Regions from separate parts of the Homo sapiens genome. Here region 1 is linked to region 2. A link is an interaction called in ENCODE POLR2A ChIA-PET data of the cell type or tissue named here. Cell type or tissue: A673. All regions are shown on one strand. Links, peaks and the distances in the headings refer to the core of each region. The heading gives the core; the rest is flanking DNA.

Region 1 (7,927 bases), core at 1,784-6,783, 480 kb after region 2:
CCGCCTGCTGGGTCCAGTGATGCACTGGTAGACAAAGGAGTTGAAAAAGAAGTGTGGCATATTCTTTGGATGACTGGCAGAGTGTGACACCAGTATGGCACCAAGCCCTACTATGATTCCAAGGACTTCAGGACTAAAAATATATATATATATAAATGAAAAAAAATTTTGGTGGTATTGGTTGGTGTGGTTGAAGTAAATTTGAGCTTTACTTGGGGAATGTGTATTATATTATCATTCCATAATGTAATTCCTTTGGTAATCAAGCTTTAAAGATCTTATATCTATGAAACTCATATAGTTATCACCTTTTAGTATTGGGTTATCTCACTGTAAGGGAAATACAGTAAAGAAAAACATCTGTTGACTAAAAGGGTTAATTTCAGGACTATGATTTTCATGTGGAAGTGTTTGCCTGGAGGATTCTTGAAATTTTGCCTTCATCTAGAGTATTTAAAATGTTTCTATTTGCAAAAAGCTATTATACTCAGAATTTTCTAGGAAAACATCCTTTTCAGTGGACTCTTCAATAGTAAAGAGTCACACTGTATGGTGTTAGTGTCCATAGAACAGTTGAATTCATAAATTAATATTTTTAGACCTATCAACTAAATTAAATTCACTTAAAATGATTTGGCAAGCAGGTATGAACTGAAAATAAACCTATGTATTTTTGTTTTTTAGAAGTATTGAATCAGAAGAAATTGGAACATCAAAGTATTCTCTGAACCAAATTGATGTTTTATTTGGTTGAGAGTCCTTACTTTTGGTATACTATTTATACCAGTAATAGAGTATTTGAAAGCAGTGCTGGGAAATGAGGTGCATGGATTCTCTCAATGTTGAATCCCATTTTTTTCCCTCAGTGAATCTTCAACATTTTTAAATCTTAGCATTCAACAAAAACTCTACAGCCTAGATATAAACCATAGATTACTTTTTATATAGCATATACAGTTCATCAACAAACAGTAAAGTTTCCTTCATGACTTACCTTGAAATCTTTATTCAAAGGATATACTATTCAATTTTTCAGTGTGCCACTGCCACCACTGCATGTTTTTGGTCAGAGTGCAGTGCAACTAACATCGCCATCCTGCTAGGAAAAAGATCTGCAGGTTGCTGGATAGTGGAAGTTGCACACATCTAATTTACAAGTCAGATTAGAGATCAGAATCTTACAATAGCTTTATGTGGAATTGATTTCATTTCATGGTTTTTAAGCTGTTTTTTCATTGAAGCAATGCCTGTAACTGAAAGACAGGTGTGTTGTAGCATTTGAATACCTTAAACTCTTTTGAATCTGGAATGAAAGGGATGTTCTGGATTCTAAAACTCAGAGATTTTGAATTAAATGCCATCATTCATTTATTGTGCCATAATTGAACTACCTTGAGAACTGAATTTGGAATTACTGTGATTAATATTTGGAAAGCTTTGCCATTTTCAAATACAAGTCACTTTAGGAAGGACCACAATTTGTGTGTGTGTGTGTGTGTGTGTGTGTGTGTGTGTGTGTTTATTTAAATAGAGCAGCAGGCACCTTTTTACCTTATAGATAAGGTAAATTTAATAAGAAATACGTGGTTTTTAACATTGATATCCCATTCTATTTAAGAAGTCCATTGTGGCCTTTCTGGAGGCCTTCAATAAGGGGAAAGGGACGATGAATAGAACACTGTAGATTGCAGTTTATGTTTTTCCTTTTAAGGCAAACCATTTTCAAAATATAATAATGCCAATGAATACATAAATATAGATTGATAGTTTGAAGTTATTTTAAGTTTACCTGTCTATATTAAAATTGAGAGCCATCTCATAAGAGTGAGTATAAAAAAGTTGTTCATTTTAGAGTGCATAGTGCCATTTAATTGAATTAGAGAACACAGTTGCAAAAAAAAAGCATCTTTTAGATGGTTCTTGAGCCATTAATTGATTTATTGAATATAATCAAGAAGAAAAATCCAGATGTTTAAAACTAGTTTTGTATCAGGTCAGAAGAGTATTTAGCTTTATTCTCCTCCACTCCCTTGTCTGATGAGTTCTCATAAATTGCTTTCTGAAATGACAAAACATTGGGATTTGGAAAGCCTTGAGAATTCATCAGTTTTATCTTTTTCTCCAGTGTTTTTTACAAAGGACCCATTTAGTCGTGATATTTATAGGATATGAGGAAGGCAGTGATCCTGGCATTCGTGGACTCCAGAAAACATTTTGGAGAAAAATTAATGTAAGGTAAGGGTGTAGTAGGTATACATTGCTGTATTCATTTTATTGTCCCTTCCTTCCTTCCTTCCTTCCTTCCTTCCTTCCTTCCTTCCTTCCTTCCATCCTTCCTTCCTTCCTTCCCCTTGAAGATCTTGTTGCATACCAATTTATTCATTTTAGTATAGCAGTGACTATTTAAATGGGTCCCTTTCTAACCACCTTTCCCTCCAACCTCAAAATCCCTGGTTAAAATGCTTTTCTTTAAAGAGAGTCAGAGGTAATTTTTTGAATGGAGAAAGTGAGGCTATTCCAGACATTGGGAAATGAGTGGAGTATAAAAGGGAGAATGAGATCTAAATGTGTTGTGATAGATAGTAAGATCATAGATGAACACTCTATTTTTGGATTGAAAAGGGTGCTAGAGTAAGTATATCAATGGAATACAGTGGCTTGTTATCATTATGAACTGTTTAGTAAGTCTCCAGTATGCCAGACATTGAGTAAGACATTTTGCATAAATTCTGTCTTTCCAAAATCTTGAAACAGGTGCAACTATCCCAATTTCCTTATGAGGAAACAAGTTAAATGGTGTATACAAAGTCTTAGAGTAAGAATTGAAATAGAGAATCATACAGCTAGTGGCTCATTTTGTGCAGAGACCTTTTCTTTCTGGTGATTGTCTGATAAGTTATTAGTGAATAGAAAAGAAATCTGAAAGGCCAGCATACATGTAGGGAGATTTTAAGATTAACAGCTTTTAACACGAATGACTTCATGTTAGTGTTGTAGAATGACATTGGAGCCTTCTTGAGAAGCAGTGACATATTTGCGAATATTGTATCTGGACACTAGAACTCAACCATCTAATGGGTTGCCTTTATTATTAGTAAAGTATTGTATAGCTGCACTTTCAGGTGTAAGTGATGCCATGGTACAAAACTCATATACGGAGGGCAGGTGATCATGAGCTACCAAAGAAACTGCTATATATCATAAGCTGAATTGGATCACCTCCAAATAGAATCTGTAGAAAAGTACTTGAAAGAGGACTGGTTCAAGCAGTCATCTGATACAAAGCTGACTACCAAACATTTTGGGATGCAGGGATGATAACTGGATAATGGTATCATGAAGCTCATTAAAATAAGAACTGTAAATGTTTACAGGCTTTACAAGCAGATATATGCAGCTCTGTAACAAAATATCATCTTCTTGGAAAGGACCCATTTGGTTAGGAACAAGGCCTTAGCAGCAGCGTTTTTTTTTTTTGAGATAGGGTTTCACTCTGCCCAGGCTGGAGTGCAGTGATGTGAACATGGCTTACTGCAGCCTCAACCTCTGAGCTCAAGCAGTCCTCTCGTCCCAGCCTCATGAGAAGCTGGGACCACAGGCATGTGATAATACCCAGCTAATTTTTTTAGTTTCTGTAGAGATTAGGTCTCGCCATGTTGCCTAGGCTAGCATTTTTAAATACAAAAGGCAACTGTGCAGTAGGGTGTTGGAGTCAGATGATCTGGTTATGTTTTTTGAGATATAGAGCAAAATGATGTGGGATATTTGGCTTTGCTATTTGTCCCCCAGGGGGAGTGAAGTAAAGCACAGCCAAGGTGATAGTGTCATGGCAGAGCTTAAATGTGAGTACTGTGGCACCTTGGTGTGGGATGTGGTAATGAAGACAGGACAGGTAAAAATGAATGAAATCATGAACTCAAAATGTTAGAGTGAAAAATACTTTTCTAATTGTTTGAAAATACAGAAAAGTAAAAAGGCAAACAGATCATAGGCAAACAAATAAGACAGTTGGACAGAGGTGAGAAGTAGGAGGGCTATTCAAGAGTACAATAGTCCTAGAAAGTTTTTCTCAAAGAGGGAGACGACTTGGAAAGAGAGAGCAGAAAAGTGATTTAGAAATAGATGTTACTGAAATATGTGAGTGAGCTGCTCAAAGACTGCCAGGAGACAGAGAAAATACTGGATAAGAAGGAACAAGTGACCTTTAATATGAAGTTGTATTTCTATCTTATGGTGGTCAAAGGTGACCAGCTAGTTCAGGTAATGGCTTCCCAAGAAAAGACATGCTGATTGTTCCCATTTGTTCTGGGAACATTTATGGATATTTCTATAGGCTGGACTTATCCTTGTATCTTATGATACTGGGTGACTTGGATTTCTGATTTAGAATCTGACTTAGGCTATAAGTTTGTTATGATTATTATCCATATTATTTTCAGCTTTTGGGCAAGAGATTACACTTTAACTGGCTATCCTTGCCATCCTCGAGAAGTAAGGTATCAGATGTGACTTTAAAAATTAACTTTATGGGCCGGATGCGATGGCTCATGCCTGTAATCTCAGCCCTTTGGGAGGCTGAAGCGGGTGGATTACCTGAGGTCGGAGTTTGAGACCAGCCTGGCCAAAATGGTGAAACTCCATCTCTATTAAAAATACCAAAATTAGCCGGGGATGGTGGTGCGTGCCTGTAATTCCAGCTACTTGGGAAGCTGAGGCACAAGGATCGCTTGAACCCTGGAGGTGGAGGTTGCAGTGAGCCGAGATCACTCCACTGCACTCCAGCCTAGGCGACAGAGCAAGACCCTGTCTCAAAATAAATAAATACATAAAAATTAAAATTAACTTTATGGAGTATAATTTATGTCCAATAAAGTGAACCAATTTTTAAGTGAATTTTGACATGTGTGTACACCCATGTTAACTATCCCACTTTCAAAAAATAGAACAGTTTATCATCCCTAAAAGTTCCGTTACGCACTGTTTCTATTTATTTATTTATTTGAGACGGAGTCTTACTCTGTCACCCAGGCTGGAGTGCGGTGGCACTATCTCCACTCACTGCAAGCTTTGCCTCCCGGGTTCACGCCATTCTCCTGCCTCAGCCTCCTGAGTAGCTGGGATTACAGGTGCCCACCACCATGCCCGGCTAATTTTTTGTATTTTTTAGTAGAGACGGAGTTTCACTGTGTTAGCCAGGATGGTCTCGATCTCCTGACCTCATGATCCGCCAGCCTTGGCCTCCCAAAGTGCTAGGATTACAGGCTTCAGCCACTGCGTCTGGCCCCCTTAATGCACTGTTTCTATCAGGCCTTCCCTTTCCTCATCTCCCCACAGACAGCTAGTGTTCTGATTTCTATTTCCATAGATTAGGTTAGCCTGTTCTTGAGCTTCATATATATGAGATGATAGAGTATATACCCTTTTGTATCTGACTTCTTTTCCTCAACATAATGTTTTTGAGATTAATCCATGTTGTTGCATGTATTAGTGGTTCATTCTGTTTTGTTGCTGAGCAGTGTTTTATTTTATGTAATTTGTTTACCATTCTTCAGTTAATGAGCATTTGACTGTTTTTCTATTTATTGGCTCTTGCAAATCATATCACTATAAACAGAATTTTTGTATAAGTCATTTTATGAACATGTATTCCATTTTCTCTGTGTTAAATACCTGAGTGAAATTATTCTTTGATAGGATTGCTATGTTTTAATTTTATAATTATATATATAACTTTATATGTATAACTTTTCCTAAATGGTTATACCCATTTCTACCATGCATTGTTAGTTCAAGTTTGTAGATGTCTGTATTTTGTACCAAGAATATTGGTTTGTACTAAATGATTTTTACAAAGCCAGAGAGCCTGTAGGAGTATTCTTCATGTAATAGCTGAAATCTAGTATATTTTAAAGATATATCTATTTAAAAAAAAAAAACTCTAATGATAATAAGATTGATTAAGTATATATGAAATTATTGATAAGTAGATATGCAGTTATTGACCTGGTTGGTTGCACAGAATTTTTCATTTTCATTTTGCAGGTAGCATGTTTTAATCTAAATTCTAATGTGGACATTTTCCATTGTAAACAGTTGGCTCTTCATGAAATGTATATATAATTAAATATGAATAATACTAATCTTTAAGGTAAAATTTGTATGACCAGATGAAGAATCTCCTTTTTTCTTTTTCCTTGATATGTTTAGTCAGTAGCTTTCCCCCTCATTTTTTTGTAAATCTGTATTTCACATTGAGTTGCTTAAAATGAGAGGTCTCATAATAGGTAAGTGGTAAATGTAGGGGAATTATACACTTTTGATAATAGAATGATGACTAGGAATTGTTTGTTTCAGTATTTTTGCTAAAGCTCCAAAGCTGAAACCAAAGGGTAATAAGTAACCCTGCTTTCTAAAGAGGGATGTGGGGCTTAGTAAAAGAGAATAGACTTGGTTCACCCTCAACACCTGTTTCCCGCATATAGGAGAAATTAGAAGAGAGATTAAAAGTGTCATTCCGATGGAGCTGTTAATCTAGTGGGGAGTTAGTTTTGTGACATTTCCCTGTTTCTCCCCAAATGGACCTTTTTTTTCCAGCCCAGGATTTGGATTTGTCTGCCAGAAGTGTAAATTGATATGTAGTTTGTCTGGATGTTTAATGAGCTGCAGAATCTTGTTTCCTTGTGCTGCAGTGGCACCTTCCAGAGAGTTTTTGAGAAAACGTGATCATAGTCCCATTTTCACACTGCTATAAAGAAATACCTGAGACTGGGTAATTTATAAAGAAAAGAGGTTTAATTGACTCACAGTTCTGCATGGCTGGGGAGGCCTCAGGAAACTTACAGTTATGGTGGAAGGGGAAGTAGGCACATCTTACATGGTGGCTGGCGAGAGAGAAGGGTGAGTGAAGGAGGAACTTGCCAAACACTTGTAAACCATCAGATCTCAGGAGAACTCACTCACTATCATGAGAATAGCATGGGGGAAGCCACCCCAGTGATCCAGTTACCTCCCACTGGGTTCCTCCCTTGACACCTGGGGATTACAATTACAATGAGATTTGGGTGGGGACACAAAGCCTAACCATATCACGTAACATTTCTGAGAGTTGGGAGCACACTTGAACATAGACTTGTTCCTGGAGGGGAGGAGAATGACTGGCGTCAGTCGAGATGGCATGTTGAGTGAGAGAGCAGTAGGTAGAGGAGTCTGCATGTGTCCATCTTGTATGGTTAAGAAGGCATGACTTTTTTTGTCGTGCAAGTGGTCATGGTGGGAGGTAACCAGACTTGAGTTATCTGGATGGATCCTGCCAAGGAGGGCTGCTTGCCATGTGAAGGGACTGTGGGCGGGATAATGGGAGGTTAGCCTAAGAGTGTATTTCCCAGCTGGGTGTAGTGGCTCATGCCTGCATGCCTGTAATTCCAGCACTTTGGGAGGCTGAGGCAGGAGGATCACTTGAGCCCAGGAGTCTATGGCCAGCCTGGGCAACATAGTGAGACTCTTGTCTTTATTCAAAAAAAAAAAAAAAAAAAGAATGTAACTCCCACAATAGGGGACTATGAAAGATGGAAGGGTCACCTTTTTGCTTGCTGTAACTGATGACCCCTCTGCTGTGAAGTCACTTGAGAGTGACTGAGAAATAATGGAATTTATCTGGGGTTTTGAGAGATGGGGAAGTGAGATCCAGAGAAATATGTTTGAAAGCATATATTCCATTGAGTTCAGTTCACTTGACCAGTTTTTTAGTTCAATAGGATTTTTGTTCAGTTGAATAAACCTTTAGTAAGTGCTTAAACAGAATATGTAAGGTACTGTTCTAGGCATTTCATGAAAGGCAAAGATGGCTGTGGTGTTTTCTGTCCTCAGGGAGCTTCTGCTTTAGTGTAAATAGCTGAAGTTAATTCATGGCAGAATGACATAGGTACTT
Region 2 (7,927 bases), core at 1,241-6,240:
ATAAGTATGAGTAAACGATATAAACTTGAAAAAGAAGCAGCAATGAAGACTTTTTAGGTACATGAGAATTATTCATGCAAAAGCACAGCGGCAGAGCACAATGGAGCCCCCTCTCTGACCCCCAGTGTCATGTTCCTTGGCTCATCTGTGATTTCTGCTATAGCTGCACAGTACTGTGCAAACTCAGAGCTAGCATCCCCTTCAAGCATTTCCCATTTCAAGGACTTCTCAGGAAGCCCATTTAGCTCCTGCACAAATGCAGCCAAAGGCATTCTTCAACCAACCAGTGAGGCACAGGAAATGGTGGATCAATGACTCAGCCCTCTGTCCTTCTGACAATTCTGGGAGTATTATAGGTTTCTCAGATGTTTCAAGGAATGACGGCTTATTGCCCATTATAGGGACTTCAAAAACACATGCTAACAAAAACACACCCTGTATCTCTGGTCCTACTTCCTTATATACCCACCCAAATGTACTCCCTGCCACCAAGTCCTTGCCTCAGGCTCTGCTTTCAGTAGAATCCAAATTAAGACAAAACGTAATTTATTCAGGGTAACTATAGTAAAATATTTGGTAGTAACAAGAGAGGTCAGAGTGTATGAGAAAGGATAGTTATCTTTGAAACTAAAGAGAGCATTGTGTATAATATCATGCCAGAAAGTTCGCATTTTTATCTAAAAATGTTATAACCACTGAATGGTTTAAAACAGGAGAATAATACAATCAAGATTCTTATTTTAAAACAACCCCTGGTAGCAGTGTAAGAAATATGAATTGCATCATCCTAGAGTGAGAACTGGGAGGCTGATTTAGAGACTATACTGTGATCCAAGCAGGTGTTTTGAGTCTTCATTAAGGAATTAACTGTAGGGATGAATATGAGAGGCAAAAACCATTTGGTATTAATGCTTGGTTGGATATGTAATGTGTGAGTAGAAATGCCATTCATCCAATGACAGAATACAGGAGAAAGAGGTTTGGGAGGAAAATGAGTTAATTTTTCAGCATGTTGAAACCAAGAGCTTGGGGTAAAATTCACATGGAGCAATTCGAGTTTTTAAATTTCTTGGTAGAGATTTAGATTACAGACAAAGACATATGTTGAACTAGTTTGTGTCAGGCCCTGTGATAGATTGTCCCGAATATTCCTTACTTTATTTAACCTTCATAGCAATCCCAAAACATGAGATTATGTGTTCATAACTTTTTATTTTAGAAAACAGATTTACAGGGTTTGTTTGGAAGCACACAGCAAGTAAACAGTGGTGATGGAATTTGAACCCAGGTCTGATTAGCTGAACAATGTTCCTTAGAGTATATCACTCTGTCTCTGCCATACTACGTGTAACACCATCTTCATCTTAAAACAGCCGCTTATTGTAGAGCTATAGTTTTCAACTATAGCAAATAGTAAGGTAACTAGTCCTATGGGGCTCACACCTGAACCACAAATAGCTTGACGTTATACTAAACAATTGAGCTAATCTATTACCCTACCTACAATGTAATTCACTCTTCATATTGGTGTATATATATACCTATATATAATATATATACCACATAACAACATGATGTTATTATAAATGGTTCTACCAGTTTCATCCCAAGTGAAATATAATTTTCATGAGTTTATAAACCACACCACCACTTATAATTTACAAGCAAATAAAGAACTAGAGTGCTCATCTTAAGTAATATACACAATACCAACAGGATGAAGGGGAAGGAGATAACTGTATAATAGCACAAAATGGTAGGTGGTTATTGTCATTGGAATGCTTCACAGAACAGATGGGTGAGGTATCCTGTGGTGTGTTCAAGAAAAGGCGGTTCCGGGTATAGAGCAATGGCTTGGAAGAATACACATGGAGCTCTGAGTGGATGAAGATTCAAGGCCATGAGTGTACTGAAAAACCAAGATATAATTGTACTAAGAATCAAGATTTAATAAGCAATAGGGGGGATAAATACATGAGGTAAAATCAGTTATATACACGTGTGTGTGAGAGAGAGAGAGAGCTCTTTATTAATAAACACAGACTTCCAAAGATAGAATAATAAAATATTCAGATTGGAAGAGACATGAGATAGCATCCTATCTCCCAATGTTTAATTCCACTCTCATTTTGTAAAAGAAAAAATATAAGTGGAGAGGTTAAATAATCTTTTTCAGGGTTTAAATCCATATGTGGGCTGGGCATTTATGGAACATTTATCTGTCTAGCATTGTGGTAGACCGAGGACTGTAAAATAAATAGAACAGTGGTCCTTCCTTCAAGTATCTTATGCAATTCTATTTTAAGGATGGTTCTTTACTATTCATGAGACAATGCGTTCACTAAGGAGATAAAACAAAGACTCATGGAATTTGTAAGGGTTCCATTAGGAATATTTTTATTTCCTTAAGCTTTAGTAAATCATGTGTAGTTAGTCCATGGCCTATGTTTCTTGCCCAAAAACCTAAAGAATAAATATCTGTGGAACCTCTGAAAGAATTACAACTCTCTTAAATGAAAGTATCTTCTTTTATATTCATTTTGAACATTAAGCAAGATATTAGTTGAAAAGAGTTTAATTTCTCCACTCAACTGGTGGTTCTCAAACACAGGTCAGTGGGCCTCACCCCGATGTGTCTGATGGAGCAGGTCCAGAATGGGCTCAGAAAACCTGCACTTCTCTCAAGCTCCCAGTGATGCCCATGCTGCTTGTCTGGTGATACCACTTTGCAAACCACAGCATAAATTAGACCATGAACAACTTGTAGGCAGGAACTACGTCTCACTTATTTCTGTATGTTTAGTGTCTACCATACATTAGAATCTCAACAAATGTTCATGGGAACATGTAAATGATTGACTAATTACATACATGATGTAGCAAAAAAACTTTGGCTAATTTGGATTATTAAATCCCCAGTTCAAGAGTCTTCTTGTTACTCCCACTTATAAGGAAATTAATAAATCAAGGAAATATTAAGTAATTGCTGCCCTATTTGCTGAAAACGGAAAAGCTGAACTCTATGTTGTCATGGATACAGTATTCTATTTTCAGTACTAGTCGTGTCCTACTTGTTAATGACTGTTACAGTAACCAATAGGAAAATAACACTTCACTCACCACATTTCATTAAATTTAACACCTCATATTAAGCTTAATGGGACAATAAGAACAAAGTTCTGCTTGCCAATTGTTTACAGAATTCCACCATTTCCCTGTAGTTAGCGACTTACACAGCATCAATCTTTATGAACAGCTTCCAAAATAAAAAGGAGATAGGAAAATAAAAGTGTTCTATTTGACTTAATAATAATGACCTCTGGGCCGGACATTTCCTGACATTTAACCAACAGTTGAATTAAAAGACTCCACTGTCTTTGATTCAGGGTCTCTGCTTCTACCAGAGATTATTACCTCTCAGGAAATACCCTTACTTTCCAACATTACAAATTTAATGAAAGAGAAAGTAGAATAATATGAATCCTGAGCACCAGAATCTTCAGATCTTTGCATTTTACAGTGGTAAATGCAAAATATGGATGGAGAGTAGACAAAATCAATTAACTTGAATCAGATTCTTCACAGTTTGATCTTGATGCCAATCACAATGAAATAATGACCTCCATCGTAGAAACCTGGAGTCGCATTACTTTTTTCAAGGAAAGTTGAACTGTGAGGGTAAAGAGCTTAATAATGCATAAGGCTAGAAGAGATTATAAACAAACAGTACAGGCTTAGAAGAAAAGAAAAAAGATAATTAAATACATTTAATGATTCACACATCTGAGCAAAAGATCAAGGAAATATTGGAAAATATAATATCATTTCTAAGTCAAGGGAAATAAATGGGGAAGGAGAAAAGGACAGATAACTCAGAGGGACTGAATAAGTCTCAGATAGGATATAAAAGACTGGAAACAGATGTTTATATTAAACTGCCAATGGAGTGGTGAAACCATACAGATTGTGGTACCAATTTAACTGGAAAGAGCTATGGCGAGCAGACAGAGATTTGAGTTGGAGCTCTATTTTCCACCAGTGAACTAAAAGAGGTGGCTGCTGCCGCTACTGCTAATGATGAACACCATATGCTAGCAAGAGACATAGCCAGTGTGCTCTGCTGTGTGTGTTGGTTAGGGAAGATATGTGTAATTTTCTTTATCTGATACAGAATTAGTGCAACTTCAAATAACTACATGCAGAATGCCTGAAGAGAAGACCATATTGCTTCTCATTGAAAAAGTCAAGAGTAAGTCATTAAAAAAAAATTCACTTCAACAATTCAGTTGCAGTAATTTTACCGTGATTTAGCCATGGTATTGCTCTAGTTGTCTATTTTATTTTCATAGCAGAAAGGAAGACTACAACAGAATATTAACCACGTAGTCAAATAGTCAAAGTGATATAAACAAAAAAGAAACTTGCTGCTTACAGTCCTTTTTAAATGAGCATTATGGTTCTCTGTACATATATTCAATAGTTTTGTCAGTATATCAGCAAAACACATTCGAACCTTGTGTTCTAGATAAATTTAGTCTTACACTTTAAAATGTCAGTTCCTCAGTTTGAAAAAAACAATCTTTAAAAAAAATACTATAATAGAAGCGCCAATTTGGGTTTGTTGTTTGCTTATTGTTTTAACAGAATGTTGGGGTCCACATTCAAGATTAAAATAAACAAACAGTTAAGGTAAATGAAAAGAAAAGGGCAACTAGAGAAGTGGCACGCAAGTCATCTTGTTTTCTTTTTGAAACCAGCTGTAACTGCCTTAATTCTGAGGCTGTTTGCCTAGGTGTTTCCTAGTTAATCTAATCAATTCAGCAGGAAAAAAGAAAATCCTGGTCATTTTCTTTCACATTCAAACAAACAAAATGACTGTCTACTGGAATTTTTATGCCCCCATCATTATATTAATGTTACATAGACTTTGTCGAAACGTTCTTTCTTTTTTTCTCCATGTCTCATTAAAATATGGACAGGACAAAGGGAGAGCCACAGGATAACTTTAAAAATATTTTGGTAGTCCTCATTAAAAAGAGTTTAAGTACCTTGGATTTTATTTTATTACATGGTAATAAAACTCAGCCAGAGGAGAGATGTTCAATCTGGAACTCCAAGGCCAAAATATAAGCGCAGCTAACTCATAACCAATGAGCCTTTGACAGCGTGGACTTGCAGCTGAGGAAGCCTGTTGACCCCCACAAAAAAACCATCTGCACTATTTAAGCTACTACTTTTTTTTTTGTGATCACTGCCTTACCAGCTGAAGTTCCTTTTACACCCATTAATATGAAAAGAGGAGGAAACAAAAAGAAACTTATGACAGAATGTGAACCTCTTAGCAATTATTACCAGATAAACTTTAATACGATATGTTTACTGATCTAGTTCTGCTCTGAAAATAATTTGTTAGTGGGAAAAAAACACGAAAAAACTGAGGCAAGGAGGGAAACACTGAGGAAATGTAACTGCCAGCAGAGACAGATTAACACTGCCTTACAAGCTAATGTCATTTTATTCTTTTCTAGGGGCCTGAGACTTCTTTCCACCGCTGAAATAGTCTTTTGGATCTCTGATATCAAGAGCAAACATGTATTACTTGACAGCATTCTAAACTCATCTGTGAGAGCAGATTTAAACCCCCTGATTCTGCCTCAAGCTCCTGGTTGAATGTCGTGGCACATGGCAAGCCTAAATGTGCAACTCCTCCACGAGACTGTGCGTGATCAATCCCAGCACGCCGGTGAGTACCGTTCACCTTCAGACCCCTTTTGGGCCAGGAATCCCACTGAAATGCCTAGCAAAGCTTTTCATTCCCAGCTAAGAAGAGCAATTGCTCTCTCTGGAAAAACTTTTCCAAATGTTCTTTGAACAAACAAGAGACTTTGAAGCTTGCTTGAAGAAGGCAGACGGACACAGAGCTGTGCTCCATCCCCCTCTATCCTGCATAGGTTCCAAGAATCAACAATGAATGAGAGTGTGGAAAGAAATTGGAATTGTAGAAGTGCCAAAGGTATCCCTTGGAGCAGTGTGTATATTGTGTTGTCATGTAAAAGAGCCCTTGAAAGATAAAGGAACTGAGTCCAATTATATTACTGATTCCATGTTCATCTGAATCACTGTCTAACTTCAAACTTCCAAAGATATCACATTGCCTGCAATAATTAATTCACCTCTTCCAAAAACACGTTAGAAAATTAATTCCCAATGCTAAAATGAATTTGGCAGCACAACACATTACAATTTTGCAGGTTACCTGGCAATCATTTTGAAATGTTATCTTGGGTAAAATGTACTCTTGTATCTGCCTCACAGACCCAGTCTGTCTGATTCGTGGACTTTACTTATCATTACATTAAATATACCCATTATAAAAGAATACAACATTTATATAGATATTAAAATATATTTTAACTATGAGAACAGTAATACTAATTTTTACTACAAGTAAGCTAGGACAAACATTTTGCTCATATGAAAACAAATGAAAAATCATGTAAATAAATAAGTTGGACGTAAATTTTGTCATTATTGCATGGTTGTTACTGTGGTTCATCATGGGAGATACCTATGCAATAATTTAATCTCAGCTTAAGGGCAGCCAGGACTGCAATGAATTAATGTGCTTTAACCAGAATATAAATTTCTGGATTTGCATATCAGAACCTAGGACTCACTAAACACCATCACAATCTAACTCTATAATTTGCAGGTGTGTCAACAAATGAGAAAACTACTTGGGACATGGTAATAGTCACAATGGTTGAAATACCAGGTGTAATCAAGTAGAAGTTGTTTTTTTTTTCATCATTTTAAGGGTTTTCTTTTTTGTTTTCCTGGATTTTTAGAAAATTTTTTACTAAGGACTGAGGCTTCAGAATGCACAAACTCAGAGGAAACTCAGACTCTCTTAGATGGCCTCTCATTTGGACTACTCCAGTCCCAAAAAAATGCCTATTTATATAAATATTGCAGTAGAAAAAAAAAGCTAGACACAGCTGGCTACTCTTTCCCTTGGCAAAGAAAAGCAATGGCTTACCATCCTTCTGTTTATGGCAACACCAACTACTTTATTTGAAAAGTCACTCATTTCTATGATTGCAGTGGACATGTTTTCATCAACAGAGCAGTTCAGGAGGAAAAAATTATTTTATTAGCTAATTTTCCTCTCATGAATTAGGGATTTTTCTCTGCACAGAGAGAAATTTCAAACCCCTCCAGAAATGGAAGCATGCCCATGGATTGACTACTACAGATCAAGTTTCCAGTGCGCTAATAACCTGCTCCAGTGAAAACATATTTTTAATTTGCTTTTAGGGTTATTTATTTTTTTATTATTACGTTAAGGGTTTATAACTTAATGTCAAACATAATTTTGCATGAAGTATGTGACTGTACTATGATGCAGTAGATAAGCTTAGTGTGCATGGTTAACGTGGTCTCAAACGATGTTTTGAGAAAATGGATCACCATTTGGCAGGGTGCCATTCCGTAAACTGCTCAGTAGAACTTTAAAGGGAAAAAGTTGCAAAAAATTTTTGTGTTTTGCAAAAATATTCCTAGTAATATTAGAAGCAGAAAAAATAATTACTCTCTTATTGCTTTCTATTGGATGTAACAAATTATAGGCAGCTAATTAAGAAATTAAAAGGTTTGCGATTAGAAATTGCAAAGTCATATTTATTGTATATTGTCAACCCAGCCAAGTGGAATATTTTTAAATGGGGATATTTGTTTTAAAATACAGTAGTCACCATAGTGTCTCCAAGCTTTATGATCAGTCTGGTAAACATTTAGGAGCATCTACAATGTGCCAAGCATTATGCTGGAAATGGCAGATACAAAAATAAAAACTATATTGCCACTGCTCTCAAGAAGCTCACTGTCTAATGGAGGAGACAGGCAGAGACAAATTCTATCAATGTAA

Evidence for each region. Peaks named below come from ENCODE experiments on the same cell type or tissue, not always from the same donor. Only the 100,000 strongest peaks of a DNase experiment are listed, where the experiment ranks them.
Region 1: POLR2A ChIA-PET joins it to region 2 with 11 read pairs; 2 of 35 experiments call an interaction of 5 or more read pairs at or near these places.

What each region holds. Positions count from the first base shown.
Region 1 is chr2:144,311,787-144,319,713 of GRCh38, reverse strand. All of the region lies in intron 1 of QTMAN (queuosine-tRNA mannosyltransferase), which reads left to right. Among named protein-coding and RNA genes, the nearest start is that of QTMAN, 17 kb to the left of the region's middle. In A673, for the core only: no CTCF peak of the experiment used is centred there; DNase peaks (open chromatin) are centred at 2,293 and 2,443; H3K27ac peaks cover 2,595 bases.
Region 2 is chr2:144,794,385-144,802,311 of GRCh38, reverse strand. All of the region lies in intron 2 of TEX41 (testis expressed 41), which reads right to left. Among named protein-coding and RNA genes, the nearest start is that of LINC01966, 84 kb to the left of the region's middle. In A673, for the core only: no CTCF peak of the experiment used is centred there; no DNase peak of the experiment used is centred there.